Linked DNA regions of Homo sapiens: all the other regions are linked to region 3. Evidence: chromatin contacts called from ENCODE Hi-C data. All regions are on one chromosome and are shown on one strand. Each heading gives the region's core, a stretch centred on a gene start or an enhancer-like site at or near the end of the contact. The rest is flanking DNA. Distances are from core to core; before and after follow the strand shown.

Region 1 (3,084 bases), core at 239-2,738, 5.0 Mb after region 3:
TGAGACCCTGTCCAAAAACAAAACAAAATAAAACAACCAAAAAAAAAAAAAACTGCCTTGTATCATTGTTAACAGGGTTGATCTTATCCAATTACATTCTTGAGTATAGGGAACAGGTGCACAATACCTATTCATTAAAATTAGATTAGTGGGATTTCCTTTAAAAGGTAGTGATGATGGCAGAACAGCTCTAGTTTGAGAAAAAACGAAAATAGGCAATTCTCTCATTTGTTCAACAAACATGGCTGCGCCGTCCAATATGAAAAGATTATAACTGTAAGTGAACCCTACTGTACCCTAGGGATCTCACCACTTGGGGAAAGAGATATGTAAATATATGCGATTAAATAGTGTGACTAAGAAGCATAAAATAAGTATGCACAAAGAAGAAAGGAAAAAACTATTGAGTAGTGGGTAGTGTTTCAAAGTAGTGGACATACAAGTATGAGCCGGGTTCATGGGGTTTCTTAAATGCCAAAGGAACTTGTAATTATTCTAAATGACAACGTGCACAATTTACATTAATGTATTCTTCATTCTGGCCAGGGGTGGTGGCTCACACCTGTAATCCCAAAACTTTGGGAGGCTGAGGTGGGAAGATTGCTTGAGCCAGGAGTTTGAGACCAGCCTGGCTAACATGGTGAAACCCTGTTTCTATTAAAAATACGAAAATTAGCCAGGTGTGGTGGCGCTGGCCTGTAATCCCAGCTACTAGGGAGGTTGAGGCAGGAAAATCGTTTGAACTCGGGAGGTGGAGGCTGCAGTGGGCCGAGATCTCACCACTGCACTCCAGTCTGGGCGACAGAGCGAGACTCCGTCTCAAAAAAAAAGAAAAAAAAAAGATAACTTTTTAAGGAAGGTTAATGCAGTTTGGGCCAGGGGCTCTACTTATTAGTTGCAGGGCTAACACAGACCCGGGAGAACTAGAACGGGATACAGGTGAGAGTTAACCGGTGGTGTGTGATGTGATGAAAACTAGGCAATGGGAAGGAGATCAACCTTTACCCGTCAGTCTTCTAATCTCAGCAAATCACTTCCATGAGTTGGTGTAGAAGGTGTCAGGGCTGACTAGGGTCCCTGCTGTGAGTGTGGGCACAACTCCAGGCACTTCCCCATCTCCCAGCCGGCCCAGCGAGGTGCCTGGAGAGCCCAGGCCAGATGTTCTGGCCAGGGCTGACGTCACGTTTGCATGACGTCACCAGCGCTGACGAACCACACAGAGAGGGGCCTGTCAGCTCACCTCAGAGCGCAGGCAACTTCTTAGAGCGGGGAACTGGCCGCCTCCTATTCTACCTTGACGGTCCGAATAGTCAGAGCTACAGGAGCCGAAGCGCCGAAGGAGCTCAGCAACCGCTACCTCCCTCTTTCCTTGGCCCTTATCCGCGTCTTCTCTAAGGCCCAGGAGCGGTCCCGGCAGCGGCGCGCTCACGAGTCCGCCGGTGGAGGCGGTCACGCGCACGCACGCTTGTGCGCAAGCCCGTTCCCTCAGAACCCGGAAGTGCGAGGCCGAGGAGAGCCACGTGGGTCGAGCTGGGGCGCAGCTCGCATGGGGGAGTCTATCCCGCTGGCCGCCCCGGTCCCGGTGGAACAGGCGGTGCTGGAGACGTTCTTCTCTCACCTGGGTATCTTCTCTTACGACAAGGCTAAGGACAATGTGGAGAAGGAACGAGAGGCCAACAAGAGCGCGGGGGGCAGCTGGCTGTCGCTGCTGGCGGCCTTGGCGCACCTGGCCGCGGCCGAGAAGGTCTATCACAGCCTCACCTACCTGGGGCAGAAACTAGGTACCTCCGCCCCGCCCCCCGAGCCCCTTGAGGAGGAAGTAAAGGGGGTATATTCCCCAGTCGGCAGTGGCTTGGGTTTCCCGTCTCTGTGTCACTTCTAGTCGCAGGCTCGACTCGGCATTCCCAGATCTCCTCCCACCGTTCCTTTCCTTCCCTGGGCTTCCACAAGCCCCGCCCACCGGCCTGCGCTGCTGATAGATTGGCGAACTGGGTAGATGCTCTTTGCAGGGCTGTGACCCAAACCGAAGGGTTTGCCCTTTTGCCTCGTGCATGGATTGATGCCATAAATGAGAAGTTAACCAAACTATGTCTTCATTGTTTTAATTAGTGACGCTGCAGCCAGAAGAGCAAAACTTTGCAAAACAACCTAGTTCTATTACTGAACACTGTTGTGTGGCCTCTTAAGGTTAAGGCCCGAGAGTCACATTTAGAGTCCTACCCCGTCTTCATAGTCCCCCAATACATATTTAATGACTAAAGTAATAAATGAATATTGGGCAGGAAAGGCAAGAAATATGCCTAACACTAGCAAGAAGAGACTTAAGGGGAAAATGGTAAACACTCTTAGCACTTCATGTACATCTTGCCTCTGAAATAAGATTCAAGAGCTGATTCAACTGATTTTTACTAGTAGAAGCAATAAGTATAAGTAGATGAGAAGGAAATAATAGATGTAAAAGGCATGGAATATGCATACAAAATAATATTACTGCTTAATTATGACAAATAAATATATTTGAATCCTAGGGGTTTCAGAGTCAGTACTTTGACCTGTTTTAGACTCTTCAATTTTCAGAAGCGTGAGGTCTGATGTGAATGAAGGACACGTATATAAAATACAGAGAATAGAAATGTAAAATTGGTGTAGATTTCATTTTGATCCACCCCCCCCCGTTCCCTAACCAGCCCCCTACTTTCCTTATATTGCCTGAAGGTGACCATGTACATCTTATTGAGCTTTCAGTAAACACTCAAGAGACAGGGCTTCCTGAGTTCGTAATTGCTGTAGCAAGTATGTTGATTTATACATACTTATTTAGTATGCTAATTTATTAGCAAAAACTGGTCAGATAGTTTCACCTTATTTTTTTCCTCCCCTTTTTACAATGGCATTTCTCACAAATTTGCAGTTGCTGCTATGGTGTTATTATTCCCCTTTCTATAGATTAGCAAATTATATATGCAGTTATGTTGGGTAGATGATAGAGTCGAAACCAAAATATCTGCCCTTGTACTCTCAGATTGAGTTTGCATTCATATAACTTATTAAAAATGTGTATGAAAATTATAATTTATGTATAAT
Region 2 (3,116 bases), core at 46-2,545, 7.8 Mb before region 3:
TGTCTGATGCTTTAAGAAGGCTGTCTCACATTTCAGTTGAGGGATATCTTACAAAATACTTGACCAATACTACTCAAAAATGTCCAGGTATCAAAAATGAGGAAAGTATGAGAAACTGTCATAGCCAAGAGGAGCCTAGAGACATAGGAACTAAAGGTAATGTGGTATCCTGAACAGAAAAAAGGGCCATTAGGAAAAAATTAAGTAAATCTGAATAAAGTAATGACTTGAGCTCAGAAGAATGTACCAATATTAGATCATTAATTTCAAAAAATATTCTATACTAACACAAAATGTTAATAGTGGGTGAAATTGGGTGCTGAATATATGGGAATTCTTGGTACTATCTCAATTTTTCTGTAAATTGAAAACTTCTAAACAATAAAGTCTGTTTTGTAAAAAGTCCATCTCTACCAACATTCATATTTTAAACAAGAAACTGTAGGATGAAAGAAGTGAAACATTTAATACAGATCAGTGGTGTTGAGGAAATTTTCTAGACTGTCTCCCAGAATGCTAGTCCCTATTGCAAAGAACTACTTTTTTATATAAAGCTTTTTCCCTCCTAATTATTTGCAATTTGCCGAAAAGGGAACACCAAAAAACATTTCCGGATTTGCCACACACACAAAACAAACAAACAAAAAAAAGTTAGAAAAACTTCTGGTTTGGCTTCCAGTCTTGTCTCCAGGGCTAACTGGCGTGCCATCTGCTCGCAGCAGAGCGGTAACCATGGTTCATGTGTCACACCAGCGTGCGATGTTAAGAAGTTTGCCCCGGCAAGTCTGGACAACTCCGCTTCCGCACAGGTTGCTGAGGGCGGGCGGGGATGGCGGCAGCAGCATCCAGAGGGTGTAGATCGTTCTTCCAAACCCCATCTGCTTTCCTGTCCTCTGGCTGTGCCCGGGGTCCCCGGGCGCGGCAAGCCGCGGGGACGTGCGCGGGTCTTCTATGCATAACAAAAGAGCCCTCCTCCTCCTCTTCCTTCTCCCGCCGCCCCGCGCCGCCCCGCGCCGCCCCCACCTTGGCTTCCCGCGGCCGCCGGGGCCCGCGTCCCCAGCAGGAATTGGCTCCCGGGCCCGAGGTTTCCAGGTACCCGGAAGGGGGAGGGGGCCGAGGCGGCAACAATTGGGCGGGTGAGGGCAAAACGCGCGGCTCGGAGCGCCAAGACTCCGAGGGGCGGTGAGCCCGGGCCGTGCCGCCGCACGATTGGCCGGGGCCGCCCCGCCGGCCGCCGCTGATTGGTGGATTCTCAAATTCGGTCTCAAGGCGCCAGAGGAGGTGTTTTAGCGGGGACTACGATCCAGGCTGGAGTTGCGCTCGGCCGGTCTGAGCGCTGGCGCTGCCCGGACGCCGCGGGGTCCCCGCCAGCCCAGGGCACTCGGCGCGGGGATCTGCGCGCCTCGCTCTCCCTTCCCGATGCCGCCGCCCGGCTGCTGATCGCCGCACCACCTTCCCTCATCGGCTTGGGTCCGTGGAGGTCCCTGCAGAGGCAGGAAGCCTCCTTAGGAAAGCAGGGGTAAGCGTGCGGCCCCAGCGCCAGTGGGGAGGCGGGAATTGGGATACAGGGCCCACTCCCGCCCCGGCTGCCAGCCTGCCACTCCTCACGTCCCCCGGCTGGCGAGGGCTCGAGGTGTTTCTGCCGGGGAACCCGGTGCGCAGAGGGTGTGCCGGGTGCAGCTCTCACTCCGGCCCGGCAGTAGAGGGGATTTGCCCTTCCCCACAACTTGGAGCTTTCATTGGAGAAGTTTATTTGGGGGATCTGCTTGGAGGCCTGGGAAGGGGCTGCGCTCAGCGCTGAGTGGGTTTGGTCTAGCGATCGGGTTTCCTTCCCCCGATTCAAAACCCCTCAAAGCCGAATTCCTCTCAGTTCTTTGCGCCAAAATTAACTGACCTGGGAGACCCTGTACTTTTCTGACAGATTTGCCCAACACCCTTCCGACTTGGTAACTTTATTTTGCCATCTAGCTTTTCATAAGGAGTTACTATTTTTGTAGATTTTTTTCTTCCCAGATTTTCAGTATTACTAAGCACACTTTAGGTGTTTGAGTTTGTTCGCGTGAGTTTTAGAAAGTTGAGGGTGGCTACAACTCCTGGAAATGCCCAGGATGTGCTTAGAGAAGGGGGAATTTCATATTGACAAACAAGTAACACATATGTAGATATTTTTGTTTGAGGAAAAAATACCTAATTGCAAAATCATTTTCTAGTGTAATTGTGCATTACAGATGGAGGTAAATTGTTTAACACTAAAAGACCTGATCAGCCCCAGGCAGCCCAGACTAGATTTTGCAGTTGAAGATGGGGAAAATGCACAAAAGGTAAGCAAACATAAACACCTTAGTTTCTAATATGTTAAGGATGGTGATGTTGAATTCAATTAAGTGTTCCAACATGCCATTTGTATTTGTATTTAAGCATAATAATTAATATTGATAAACATTATAGAAACATTCTTTTTTAAAAATAGAGCCATCCAAACCATTATTGTTGGAATTCTACTCTCAGATATAGTGGGAAAAATAGGCAAGGTTACATGTAATGTTGTAACCAATTTATATAAGTCAAAAATATGCTGGCTACAGCAATCAAAGTTTATAATACAGTTGTCAAGGGTGGTGTAGCTAGTGCTCTGTAGGAATGCTAAGCCTCAGTTCCCAGGAAAATAGACCTTTGCAGGCATAAATGCTGGATTATTAAAGTGCTGTGAAATGTCTTCATACCAATGAACTAGCTCCCAGAGACTGTTCCATTCACCCAAGAGTAGACCTGTGCCTACTATATAGGGAGATAAAGTGGCTGAACTCATCAGTATATTCTGAATATTTTACCATACTGTTGCTAGTTTTGCACTGAGCCATTCCCTTACATTTTGCACCCCTTGTGATTTGTAAGACCAAGATGTTGTTTTCAAGAACATTACAAAGTAAACTGGCCATAACAATGTCTAAACTATCTGAGCATTTTTAGGCACAGGCAAATAGAAATAACAAACCAAGTTTTAGAAACTTTGAATATAAATCTGTGAGTAGCAACTTGGGCATTGAACTTCTCCGAGCTCCTGGTCTTATTTTTAGGCTTAGCATCAACAGTGAAACTCCTTGGTTGCAAAGCAA
Region 3 (3,526 bases), core at 339-2,838:
AAAGCCAACTGGTATTTTTCTGTTTTCTAATATTTAAACCAGAGGCACAAAGTCATTCCTGAAAAATAAAACAGTAAAGATCTCTTGAGTTTCCTTGTTTTTTAAAAAGCCTGAGCAACTAGTCACGAATATGATGGTTAATGGAGGTGGGAAAACCACATTAGCCAGTAATATTTCATTAAACTTCTCATAGGGACCTGGGAAATACAAAAAAATAAGGCTTTTAGGAACATTGCAGTTAAGCACAATTTAATTGTTTTAAATGTGTTACTACATAAAATGCAGTAGATACGAACAGCAGGTTCAAACCTTAAACGTCACTAGCAACAAACGACATCTTTTGCAAGGATGCCCATTAACAGACATCACAGCCCCGCGTTACCTCTAAGCAACGTCGTTCAGGAAAACCTTGCATTCTCACTTTCGCTCAACCTTTCAAAAGGTAACACGGGGCCCGGGGGTGGGGGTGGGGGGATTTAACACTTTGTTTTCGAAAATAGGGTCTTATCTATAACTCTTTATTTTTAAACCACATCATAAGGATTTGGGGTGAACGTTCTTTCATTTTAATCACTATGAGATCTGTGGGTGAGCTAACATCTTTTTGTTCCATCCAACCATCGCGCTTCCAATTCTTCCTTTTGGTCCCCGGCCACTCATCTTCACAGGTATTTTCATCACAAAGGCCAACAACGACTGGGCTTCAAAGCACTGCAAGCCCTGGATTAATGAGGCAGGACCAGCGCACCGACTTTTATCTGTGGCTCCAAAAGTCAAAGGACTTGTTGCAAATGAGCCCGCACCTCAGTCGCCTTCAGAAAGTGTGAGGGGAGGAGGAAGGCGCCACGCCGAAACCTGTCGCAAACCCGAGAAGGAGAGCCCCGGGGACTGGGCGCGCGGGATACAAAGGGCCGTGAACGCGGCCTTCCATGAGGCGACAGTGCGCGGGCAGGGAGACAAAATGGAGCGATGGGAGGAATCGGAGCCCGAGCGGCAGCGGCGGGGAAGGGGCGGCGGCGGCGGGCACGCGCCCCGCCAGGGCTTCCTCCTCCGACCAGCGACGGGGGAGGGGGCGCGGCGGCGGCCAGTTCTCTCCGCCGCTTACACGCGGCCCCACCGCCCGGGCCTAGCGCGGCGGGAAGCGCCAGCCGGGTGCCGCCAACAATAGGGAGCGAGGCAGCGCCGGCGAGGGAGGAGCCGGCGGCAGCTGCACAGCGGCCCGCGTCCGCGCTCCGGGCCCCGCGGCGACTCGCCGCGCCCGCGGCCCGTGAAACGACGCGGTAGAACGAGGGGCGGGGGGGCGCCACGCCAGGGGTCGGCGGCGCGGCCCAGAGGCGGCAAGGGCGCACACTCTGCAGTCGCTTCGGCTCGCGGCCGCAGCGGGCCCCGGGTCAGCTTCCCGGCCGCAGCGCCGCCCGCGTCGGCGGCGGGGACCTGGGCTCTCACGTACCTGGTTGAACTCTTCGCCGACATCCGCGTAAATGTCTATGTGGTCCACGCCGTCCGCCATCTTCCTTCAGCCTCGGCCGCCGCCGCCGCCGCCGCCTCCTGCAGGTCTGCCCGCCGCGGCAGCAGCAGCGGATCTAGCGGCGGTGGGGGGGCGCTTGCGTCACTTCCGAGGCCCGAGGGAGGGAGGCGCGGGCGACAGGGGCCGGCCGGGGGCGGGGACTCTGCAGCCCAGCCGCTCTGCTGGCTGAGGAAAGGCTGCGCCTCTGAGGGCAGAGGACGTTTCTTTTGTGTCTGGGTGAGGCCCGGGAGTGGGGGCCAATTTTTTTGTCCTACTCGCGCATCCAGCTTAGCAGTGGGTCCCACCTGTTTCCACACACCGTCTTTTCACGTGGCCTCTGGCATACTCAGACGTTTTGTTAATATTTTCATTTATCCGTTGTTCTTATCTTTCTCACATCCAGGACTTTTAAAGGTGGAAGTTATATGTCCGTGCTTAAATGCAAAGTGTAACCCCCGGGCATTCTGTGAACGGCTTAAGACCAAAAACAATGTCTTGTTTCTGCATCCTCAGAGACCAGCAGAGTTTTATTTGCATCGTAAACGCTAGATACCCGTCAGTGGTTATCTTTGCATGCTGTTTATGTTGCCATTTCCATCTCTAATCTTCGTGGGCTTCTTTCCCCCCCACCTTCCTCTCGCATTCATTGCCATTCATTTTTTCTTCCTTAGATCTACAGTAGGTTGTCTCTGGCGTAGTTCAGATGCTTCTAACATGAATGCAGTCATCTTAGAGCACACCCAAGAGAGTGGAGGTATCTTGAGGCCAGGGGGGCTTCTCTCTCAGAATCCTAGAATGTCCCAACGGGAAGGGAACTGGAAAGGTGTCCTTAGGTCTAAACATCTCATTTTACAGAAGAGAAGACTGAGGCCTAATAGAACCTAAGTGATTTAACCAGGTCACATGGTCAATAAAGGTAGGAACATTCAGCCACGATACTTTACTCAAAGATGTCTCTCCAGTTTGAAACTTTCCCCTCCATTCTTAATTTCTTTTTCACTCATTAAAAAATATACTGTAGTAGAGCGTGTTTCCTGAGAAACTGGCCAGAAATCATTCATAGAATAACCCAAACAACATCTGTAAGGTTGGGCATCTCTAATCCAAAAATTTGAAATGCTCCAAAATCTGAAACTTTTTGCGCACTGACATGATGCCACAAGTGGAAAATTCCACACCTGATCTTATTTGCCAGGTCGCAGTCAAAAATGCAATCAAAACTTTTTTTCATGCACAAAATAACTAAAAGTATTGTATGAAATAATCTTCAGGCTGTGTGTATAAGGTATATGTGAAACATAAATGAATTTCGTTTAGGCTTGGGTCCCATCTCCTGGATAATTTATGTATATGCAAATATTCCAAAATCCCCTCAAATCCAAGCATTTTTGCATAAAAAAGACTCAATCTGCACTTGGTATGGTGGAAAAAGCATGGTTGCAGTCCTGGAGGCCAGTCTGGTGATCTGGGTACCCATTTCTAATCAGACATTTTATCAGCTAGATGACCTCAGTCAAGTTTTCAACTCTCATATTCAATCTCAGAATCTTTAAAATCCAAGCAATAATATCTACCTCACCAAGGTTGAAGGTTGGTGATACTTTAAATGAGTTAATATGAGTTAATATGCAAAGTGTCCTGTCCTGTTCCAAGAATCAGTATTTAAATACTGATTCACTTTCTTTCTTGGGGCATTATAGAAGAAAAGAGACACTGACGTTTAAAGGTGAGAGTATTTTCTAGATTGGTGGTGTGGTAGAATAATGGCCCACCATAGATGTTCATATTCTGATCCCTGAAATCTGTGAATATGTTACCCTTGCAGATATGATTAAGTTAAGGATCTTGAGGTAGGGATAGGGATACCTTGATTGTCCGGTAGGCTCAAAGTAATTTGCAAGGGTCTTTAGAAGTGAAAGAGGGAAGCAATAGAATCAGAGAAGATGCAAGGATTTCTATTGCAGTTTATCTTCTTTCAATACAATTAAAAACCATTCCAGCCAGCATGGTGGCTCATGC
Region 4 (3,324 bases), core at 789-3,288, 7.0 Mb after region 3:
GAAATTCACTTTTTAAAATAAGGTGGTACTAGGTTGGGTGAATTAAGAATTTTTAAATGTTCTTTAACTTACAATAGCCAGCGGGGACTTATTTGTCATTACCACAAGCCAAGGTAAACATGGGTGTCCTAGGAAATGTCCAATTTCCCCACAGTAATAAACATCTAACATTATAATAAAAACAATAACTTTTTTTTTTCTTTTTTTGAGATGGAGTCTCACGTTGCCCAGGCTAGAGTGCAGTGGCCGGATCTCGGCTCACTGCAACCTCCGCTTCCTAGGCTCAGGCAATCCTCCCACCTCAGCCTCCTGAGTAGCTGGGACCACAGGCGTGCCACCATGCCCAGCTAATTTTTTTGTATTTTTGTAGAGACGGGGTTTCACCATGGTGCCCAGGCTGGTCTGGAACTCCTGAGTTCAAGTGATCCTCCCTCCTCGGCCTCCCAAAGTGCTGGGTTACAGGCGTGAACCACCCTGCCAGGCCAACAATAACTATTATTAAGTCACTTGAAGATTCTATTTTTTTGATATAATGAAACAAGTATGTATTTACATCCTTAGGGATTTCTATCATACAAACATAGTATATAGCCTACCAAAAAAGAAAAAAGAGACTAAGACTTAGATCAAGGTTAAATTAAGGTCCTAAGTCTGCCACCTATTAGCTTAACTGAAAATGATCCCAATATCACAGCCTTTTGTCAGGAGTAAAGAGCAGAGATAAGAGGATAACTAAAATTTGATATCTCATAAATATGAAATTCTTAAGATATTAAAACGAATCAAGATAAAATCCTTATAATAAAATTACTGTCCATTTTACAGCATGAAGATAATGAGGTGCAATGATTTAAATTAACTCTCCTCAAAGCCATACTGCAAGTTGAGTGGTGAAACTGTGACATAACTCAGGTCTAAATCTTACTGTTCCTTTCACTATGCCATACTGAAACACTCTATGAATTATATACTACTGTTATGGTAACAGTGGAAAGTGAAAATATGTTTTATTATAATGAAGAGGCACATTATGCTTCCCAAAAAATAAGGAATTTTAAATTATGTTACATATTCACATATTTAAGTTATTGTAGATGCCACTTGATATGGTCGACAAGTGTGAAAATGTCCACATACATCCTTCAGTATTTTAAATGTATAACCTTTGGTATTTTACAAGTTTGAATATTAGCAGTTAGTTAAGCCTCAAGTGGACTTATCTACTTTTTGCAGGCCTACATTATCTTTCAAACAGAAGGGAAGGGCTGCACGTCTAACAGAAACGCTGCCGGCTTCTATCAAGCCACCACTAAAGCACAAGACCACGTGGTCTCTCATAAGCCCAAGGTTCCCTACTCCTCTCCCTCCTTTGACAAGGAACTGGAAACTAGGGTTTCTTTCTCTTATGTGGAGCCCTGACATGCCACCTGTGTAGTACAGACCGCAAACATCCTGCAGCCTGCCTCCCGGAAGACCAAGAATCAGAATAAAAGGGAACTTGGACGCCGACAATTCTAGGAAAGGAAATGAACAGAGAAGTAAAGCCGGTGAGATCGTGATAAGCCGCGGCACCGGGACCTGTCAAAACGGCGTATATAAGACTCAAACCAAACCACTATAACCTATCATTCGGGAAGGCCTGAGGTGGGAGCGGCACTACGGAAGGAAGGAGGACGAAGAGAACCGCACGAGTCAGAACCGCCGCCGCCGCCGCTCCCCGGATACCTTTCAGCATGCCCTGGCAAGCCAAGAACCCTGACCCTCATCTAGAGTCCAACCTTTGCCCCAACATTTCAGAAGCGGCCAAAATCCCGCTGCCCCGGCGGCCGCCGCCGGACCTGCCCGCACCTGTCACTAGCGAAAGAACCAGCTCGCGGCTCCCGCCCACTTCTCCACTATCCTCGGGCAACCGCGGGCATCTCAACCCCTTTCTCTTACCAGGTGTCCCCTTTCCGGAGCGAGGTTTTGAGCAGCGTCGCGATGTCAGACCGCTGGGTGTCCAGATCCGCCGCTCCGCCTTCCGCCATCTTCTTCCACTAGCGGTAGGGGAGGTGGCAGCGACGGCGGCGGCACGCCCCAGAGCATTATGGGAATGGCGTCCCACGGCCCCTCCCAGTCGGCCGGTCGAAACCAAAAGACACCGGGAGCGGGGGTGCTCCTCGGGACAAGAGGAGGCCCCGGGGGCGCACTGGGTGCGCGGCCATGGTCTGCTGCCCCCCATCGGTCCCCGCCCGTCCAGCATCTTGCCTTGGCCTCCTCTGGCCCGGGACTGCCGGGTTTTAGCTTTCCTCGCCGCCGAGGGCTCTGGCTCTCTCTCGCTAGAGGGATGCCACCGCCCTGTCCTCCCGTCCTCAGCGTTGCCTTCCCCTCCCTCTTTCCCACTGACGCCTTGAAAACCCTTATTTGCGCATTCACTCACGCTTGAGGGTGAGGTAGGGTGGGGCGGTGGTGTGGGGGCGTGGGGACGGCTAAGATATGGCAGAAAATGTAGCAGCTCAGTGACTGGGCTTTTCGTTACGAGTGGGAGAACCCAAGCTCGGTGAATATGGGCACACACAAAAAACACTCCGAAACCGAACGCTTGGTCTCCATGCCCTTCCTGGGTTCCTTCCAGCGCTCTTACTCCCGTTGTAGGTGGGGACCCTTTATAGGCTCTTTGTGACGCCTCCCCAGGCACACCCAGACGACTAAGCTGCAGTGAAAAACATGTCCCAGTTCATCGGTGAACAGGGAGTAGAATATGGACAGTATTGAATAATGCCAGATACTAAAGGAAGAAAACGTGCGAGAAACCCTCTTGTTTATACAGGATAGTAACATTTTCTTAGCCCCATCTTCGTATGGTGCCGTACACCTGAAATGAAACTAGATATGTCTTTAATTTGAAGTCAACGATTATGTTACAAAATAGAAAATCGAGTCGCTTAAAAATCAAATGCCAAGGTCACACAGCAGGTGGAGAGGTGAGTGGAGAGGCTGGTTCAAGAGCCCACATGCTATACAGTATAGCACACTCACTGCCTCTCCTTCTGAAAGCCTGAACTAAAATGTAAACTCTTTAAGAGCTGGAACTGGGTTCATCTTTTGTTTTAGCCTTTGTACACCTGGTGGTTAGCACAGTACTGATGGACATGTAAAAATTACCTAAATATTTGTTTAGTAAATGAATTGTGGCAAAATTACTTAAGTATTCCCGAGCATGATGTCCAGGGGTGTGATTTTAACATACCATATTGATGTGAAAAGTCTAAAAGATGGGCCGGAATCCCCACATCATTTCTCGTTTGCCCATTTTAAACCCTAACTCATTTGGTGAGAATGCGA

Evidence for each region. A loop is a pair of places that touch in the nucleus more often than their neighbours do. Pooled maps may share reads with other maps.
Region 1: a map of B cell shows a loop between it and region 3 (12-fold over the local background). The contact joins the promoter of KICS2 here to the promoter of CPSF6 in region 3. A Hi-C loop is called at or near these places in 2 of 168 maps with a recorded cell type or tissue (B cell and CD8-positive, alpha-beta T cell) and 10 of 50 pooled maps.
Region 2: a pooled map shows a loop between it and region 3 (18-fold over the local background). The contact joins the promoter of E2F7 here to the promoter of CPSF6 in region 3. A Hi-C loop is called at or near these places in 3 of 37 single-sample maps with no recorded cell type and 2 of 50 pooled maps.
Region 4: a loop to region 3 is called in a map of B cell, with 11 times the contacts of the local background. The contact joins the promoter of USP15 here to the promoter of CPSF6 in region 3. A Hi-C loop is called at or near these places in 3 of 168 maps with a recorded cell type or tissue (B cell, CD4-positive, alpha-beta memory T cell and CD8-positive, alpha-beta T cell) and 6 of 50 pooled maps.

What each region holds. Positions count from the first base shown.
Region 1 is chr12:64,220,700-64,223,783 of GRCh38, reverse strand. KICS2 (KICSTOR subunit 2) reads left to right here and starts at 1,488. Exons shown (of 3, transcript NM_152440.5): 1 at 1,488-1,781. The coding sequence starts at 1,547. It overlaps LOC124902952 (a long non-coding RNA gene), which reads right to left and starts at 1,435. Exons shown (of 2, transcript XR_007063347.1): 1 at 1,241-1,435. RefSeq lists enhancers at 1,035-1,094, 1,175-1,364, 1,515-1,604, 1,086-1,680, 1,715-1,774 and 1 more.
Region 2 is chr12:77,063,748-77,066,863 of GRCh38, reverse strand. It overlaps E2F7 (E2F transcription factor 7), which reads left to right and starts at 1,295. Exons shown (of 13, transcript NM_203394.3): 1 at 1,295-1,519; 2 at 2,229-2,321. The coding sequence starts at 2,229. RefSeq lists enhancers at 676-905, 641-1,347 and silencers at 956-1,385, 1,406-1,455.
Region 3 is chr12:69,237,631-69,241,156 of GRCh38, reverse strand. It overlaps CPSF6 (cleavage and polyadenylation specific factor 6), which reads right to left and starts at 1,588. Exons shown (of 10, transcript NM_007007.3): 1 at 1,451-1,588. The coding sequence starts at 1,510. RefSeq lists enhancers at 272-851, 852-1,432 and silencers at 896-1,115, 1,266-1,765.
Region 4 is chr12:62,259,118-62,262,441 of GRCh38, reverse strand. It overlaps USP15 (ubiquitin specific peptidase 15), which reads right to left and starts at 2,038. Exons shown (of 22, transcript NM_001252078.2): 1 at 1,939-2,038. The coding sequence starts at 2,027. It overlaps MIR6125 (microRNA 6125), which reads right to left and starts at 2,083; the gene lies at 1,988-2,083. It also overlaps a transcript of TAFA2 not described here. RefSeq lists enhancers at 1-308, 309-809, 1,533-1,582, 1,803-2,162, 2,713-2,782 and silencers at 2,203-2,312, 2,393-2,452.